2 separate regions of the Homo sapiens genome follow, and region 1 is linked to region 2. Evidence: read pairs that join two places in POLR2A ChIA-PET (ENCODE). Cell type or tissue: PC-3. All regions are shown on one strand. Links, peaks and the distances in the headings refer to the core of each region. The heading gives the core; the rest is flanking DNA. Region 1 has its middle 31 kb from the start of TJP2. Region 2 overlaps TJP2 (tight junction protein 2).

Region 1 (2,918 bases), core at 101-2,600, 80 kb after region 2:
TGAAAGCTAATAAATTGACTTTTGTGAAATTTAATTTTAGTTGAGTTTGTCACTCTGAGAGTTCTGACTTAAATAGCTCCTTCCTCACCAACTTCTTCAAGCTATTTTTTTTTCCTATTTGATGTGCTATGGCAACATACAAGAGTCATGCTGCTCCTTGTCTAAACAAACCCATACATAAAGGGAAGCAAAATAGAAGGGGAGCCATTATGCAGTAACTCTGATTAACCTAGATGTCCAAAGTGAGTGTCCCAAACCCTTCCCCATCCCCGCAAATCTTAAACCCTACTTCTACAGATTCTCTTTCCTCAATAGCAAGTTTCTTTTGACCTAAATGACCTAAATCTCCAAAGTGAGGTGCACATACCAACAATCTTTGGGATGTGGGAAGAAAGTATTATGCCATCTATTTCCTCTTTTCTTCTCTCATGCTTTAAAAATTTGAGTGTTGCTGGGCACGTGGCTCACATCTGTACTCCTAGCACTTTAGGAGGCTGAGGCAGGAGGATCACTTGAGCCCACAAGTTCGAGGCTGCAGTAAGCTATAATCGTGTCATTTTATTCCAGCCTGGGTGACAGAGAGAGACTCTGTCTCAAAAAAATAAAAAATAAAATTGAATGTTTGTGTTTTGAATATTCATAATATTTACCTTGAGAACTAATATCTTTTAAATTGTAATAAGGTACACTATTTACAAACTAATATACTCATGTATACGGTAGAGTGTACTTAAAAATCTGACAGGGGTATATGAGTGTACTTAAAACTCTGACAGGGTATATTACAGTTTGGTGACTTTAAATAACCCTTCAACTACTCCCTAAGCCTCAATTTCCCTGTTTATAAGATGAGAGGACTGAATAGATGAAGGCTAAGTTTTCTTCCAAAAACAACAAAAGACCAAGAGCTCCCACTTCACTTGGCCTGATTATGCAATTAATATAATCTGACCACAATAAAGTAAAAAACAAGGGCTAAAGCATTTGGTCTTGGAATATTTCATTTCCATAGTATTCATGAATATTACTCCCACTGGTTGTTCTGCAAACAATTAGTACCAGTTAGTCCCAGGAATTCTTTTATAGGCTGAACTTGGTTGGCTACAGCTGCCACCTCTGAGTAAAGGTCCCATACAGCCCTCATTTAATCATACAGGAAGATGTAATTACACTCACACAACAGTCATTGTTCTAACAAATTGTATTTCTGATGACGCATGATAAAAATTACTATACAACACTCTAAATAAGTAACAAAGCCTGAGCTAACAACAAGAAAAAATCAACTTAAACTTGTTACCCATTGGAAGCTGTTCTCCTGCAGTGAAAAGTGACATGATATTTTGCAAATGGGATGTTTTAAAGTTTCATTTTTTATTGGAATTTTCGATGCATTTAACATGCAGCTCTTACAAAGTGATTCTTATCTATGATGATTTCACATAAAATTAAAATTGTGTCTTTCATTAGGAAAATAATTCTGCCTTAGCAAATATTAGAAAGAATTTGCTTTTCTTCCATAAATCAGACTGTTCAACTTGCTAATTTATTTATTCATTTTTTAAAATTGTCATCTTTGTGTGGAATCTCTCATAATTATACATAAGGTTAATAACACAGGAAATAACAAATCTAGCCAAAATACCCCTTCCAGATATGACACTTCATAATTCTAGAAATTATTTAGAAATATGCATATATTGGGTTAATTCCCTTACAATTCTAGAAATTGTTTATAACTGGAACTATTAACTAAAAATCATTTATCTATTAAAAGTGTTTTTAAATATACATGATCCAAAAAAAGCTTTTAAGTCAGGATGCTCAAGTTTTCTTTCTGGATGATTAAAATTGAACATAAAACTTCACAGATCAGACTGACATTTCCTTTCAACTAATATTTCTACTTTATTTCTTCTGGAGAAAGACAGTGGCCATGCTTCTTCACTGGGTGTTTTAACAGTTACTGTGCTTTGGAAGTATAAAAAGGGAAATGAACTAATGCCCTGTACAGTCTGTTTTATAGGGTGTGGTCTGCTTTTCAGGAGCTGAAAAAAGCTTTAACTAAAAGTAGAAGAGTTAGGGAAACAGCAATTTTTTTGTTTTTGCTTTTTTAGCTCTACTGAAAAAAGCATTTCATTTCTCTCCTCCTTAATATGCTCATAAATAATATCTTTACATATTTGCTACTCAGATGCCCCACCAATACACTGTAAGAAAAGCAGATTACGTGATGTAAAAGAATTACCAAAGAGTTAATAAAGTTTAGTGTGGCTCTTTTAGACTCACCTGCTCAGCCCAAACTAGCCTTCTCTCCTCAGAGTCATTCATCCTCAGAACATATTCACTACTAGGTTTAAACTATTACCTTCAACTGGATGTCATCAAATTTATCGTTCCAATCCTGTCCTCTGGCACAACCCAGTATCTATTGGAAATAACCCATGTGCCCAGCGCCAGCTACAGTGCCCCTTGCCTTTTCCGGCTTCTGTGCATCCACCTCCTGGTTCACCCAGCATGAGACCTTGAAGACACCCTCATCCATTCCTGTGTGTCCCCAGTCATACCAACCCCATGACACAGGGGAAAGACTTGGTTTGAATCCCACCTCTACTGTTTAAGACCTGGTGACCTTGAACAAGTTACTGACCTTTCTGAACCTCTGTTCCATCATTCGTACAGCTAGACTAAGACCACAACACAGGGCTTGTTTTAAATAATAAATGCAGCCAGGTGCTGTGGCTCACGCCTGTAATCCCAGCACTGTGGCAGGCCGAGGTGGGTGGATCACATGAGGCCAGGAGTTCAAGACCTGCCTGGCCAACATGGTGAAACTCTGTCTGTACTAAAAATACAAAAAAGCCGGGCATGGTGGTGGGCACCTGTAATCCCAGCTACTCGGGAGGCTGAGGCATAAG
Region 2 (2,918 bases), core at 105-2,604:
GTACCAAAAAACCCACTGAGAGAGGTAACAGGAAGGGTGATGGAGTAGAAGGAAAGAAAAAAAAAGGAGGAGGAAAAAGAAAGTGTGGCAAAATGTTAACAACTGGTAAAACTAGATGAAGGTTATATGTTTATTTGCTATAAAATTAACATTTTCTTTTTCTTTCTTTTTTTGAGACAGAATCTTGCTTTGTCACCCAGGCTGGAGTGCAGGGGCATGATCTCAGCTCACTGCAACCTCTGCCTCCCAGGTTCAAGTGATTCTCCTGCCTCAGCCTCTCAAGTAGCTGGGATTACAGGTGCCCACCACCATGCCCAGCTAATTGTTGTATTTTAGTAGAGACAGGGTTTCACCATGTAGGCCAGGCTAGTCTCGAACTCCTGACCTCAGGTGATCCACCCGCCTCGGCCTCCCAAAGTGCTAGGATTACAGGTGTGAGCCACTGCGCCTGGCCAAATTAACACTTTTCAAATAAAATGTTGGGGAGAAAAAAAAACAATTCAGCACACCTTAATAGGCATGTTCTGCTGACAATGAGGCTGTCTACAGGAAGGCACTGCAAAAAATCTAGCATTTTAGATTATATGAAGCTTGGCATTGAAAGGAATTCAGTGGGTGAAGAAAAGGGGTAAAGAAGTCAGGCAAAGTAATTAATAAAGCATTCAACTAAAACCAGCATAGCTTTGGGAGTTTATGGACTCTGAATTGCTATCAAAAACAAAAACATTGTAATTACTAAGTTATGCATATTTTTAAATACTTTCAATGCTACTTAAGACTCTTCTGGTTTTACTTAATAAACTTGTAAAAATACATTATTTTAAGAATAACTGTTCACATTTTAGGAAACTACCACAACAGAGCAGGTTTTAAAACAGGCACAAAATTTTTTATTATTGTTCAAACTAAAAATCTTATAATTACAAAACAAAGTAACTTTCCACAATTCAGGAAAGGTATGAAGTCAATTTTAAAATAAGTTTTAAATGATTTACGGTAAACTTGTCAGCCAGATCTTACCACAAAGATTAGAAGTGTTGTGGCCCATGCCCTAGTCCTTTAGGAAGCTGATAGTCAAGAATGGAATAAGGGAAGGGCAAAGCTACTTTCATGGATGGCGAGCCCCTAGTGGTCAAACAGCCTCACAGCCCAGAACAGAAGGCTGAGTGAGACAAGCTTGAGTGATAACATCTCTCTGGCATTTTTCAACAATTCCTCAATCCTCTTAAAAAATGCACTCATTGGCCAAGCATGGGGGCTCACGCCTGTAATCCCAGCACTTCGGGAGGCTGAGGTGGGCGGATCATGAGGTCAGGAGATCGAGACCATCCTGGCTAACACGGTGAAACCCCGTCTCTACTTAAAACACAAAAAATTAGCCGGGTGTGGTGGCGGGCGCCTACAGTCCCAGCTACTTGGGAGGCTGAGGCAGGAGAATGGTGTGAACCCGGGAGATGGAGCCTGCAGTGAGCCGAGATCGCGCCACTGCACTCCACCCTGGGCGAAAGAGCGAGACTCCGTCTCAAAACAAAACAAAACAAAACAAAACAAAACAAAACAGAAACGAAGCCTCCTAACACACAAGGTTCTTGTGAGGACTACGTAAAAGAATATTCAACATAGCCCTTGCATAGAGCAGAAACTCAACAATGATTAGGCGGAGTACTGTCCTCCACTGTGGTTTTCCACTTGAGATGCAGCAAGGCCACTAGGAGAGCTTATTAACATAGAGACTCTGAGGGCCCACCCCATGGTTTCTTTTTTTTTTTTTTTTTTTTTTCAAGACAGAGTCTCGCTCTGTCACCCAGGCTGGAGTGCAGTGACATGATCTCTGCTACTGCAACCTCTGCCCCTTGGGGTTCAAGCTATTCTCCTGCCTCAGCCTCCAGAGAAGTGGGGATTACAGGCACCCACCACCACGCCCACCTAATTTTTGCATTTTTAGTAGAGATGGGGTTTCATCATGTTGGCCAGGCTGGTCTCCAACTCCTGACCTCAAGTCATCCGCCCACCTCGGCCTCCCATAGTGCTGGGATTACAGGTGTGAGCCACTGCACCCGGCTCCACCCCATGGTTTCTGAGCTGGTGGGACTGGGTTGGGCCTGAGAGTCTGCATTTCTAAGGGGTGCCCAGGTGATGCACTGCTTTGAGAACCACTGGTCTCCTAGTTTAAAGCCAAAATTCTGAAGCCTGGCTCTTCCAATGATGACACAACTTTGTGTATATCAATGAACCTTTTGTGCCTCAGTTTCCTTGTCTATAAAATGGAGAAACAAGAGTCCTCCCTCATGAGGTAGTTCTGAGGATTAAACGAACGAATTGGTGTTAGGCATTTAGGTCAATGCTGGGTACAATGCTGGTTAAGTGCAATTAAGAGATAGCTCGGCCAGATGCGGTGGCTCACACCTGTAATCCCAGCACTTTGGGAGGCCAAGGTGGGCAGATCACCTGAGGTCAGGAGTTTGAGACCAGCCTGGCCAACCTGTCTCTACTGAAAATACAAAAATTAGCCGGGCGTGGTGGCAGGCACCTATAATCCCACCTACTTCGGAGACTGAGGCAGGAGAATCACTTGAACCCAGGAGGCAGAGGTTGCAGTGAGCCGAGATCATGCCACTGCACTCTCCAGCCAGGGTGACACAGTGAGACTCTGTCTCAAAAAAAAAAAAAAGTTAGCTGGCCAGGTGCAGTGGCTCATGCCTATAATCCCAGCACTTTGGGAGGCTGCAGTGGGCAGATCACCTGAGGTCAGAAGTTCAAGACCAGCCTGGCCAACACGGTGAAACCCCGTCTCTACTAAAAATAAAAAAATCAGCCAGGCATGGTGGTGCACGCCTGTGATCCCAGCTACTAGGGAGGCTGAGGCAGGAAAACTGCTTGAACCTGGGAGGCGGAGGTTGCAGTGAGCCCAGATTACG

Evidence for each region. Peaks named below come from ENCODE experiments on the same cell type or tissue, not always from the same donor. Only the 100,000 strongest peaks of a DNase experiment are listed, where the experiment ranks them.
Region 1: POLR2A ChIA-PET joins it to region 2 with 7 read pairs; 2 of 35 experiments call an interaction of 5 or more read pairs at or near these places.

Annotation. Positions count from the first base shown.
Region 1 is chr9:69,141,698-69,144,615 of GRCh38, reverse strand. It overlaps a transcript of TJP2 not described here. Among named protein-coding and RNA genes, the nearest start is that of TJP2, 31 kb to the left of the region's middle. In PC-3, for the core only: no CTCF peak of the experiment used is centred there; no DNase peak of the experiment used is centred there; H3K27ac peaks cover 400 bases.
Region 2 is chr9:69,221,932-69,224,849 of GRCh38, reverse strand. The region is part of intron 5 of TJP2 (tight junction protein 2); the gene reads right to left. Among named protein-coding and RNA genes, the nearest start is that of TJP2, 49 kb to the right of the region's middle. In PC-3, for the core only: a CTCF peak has its summit at 1,134; a DNase peak (open chromatin) is centred at 1,139.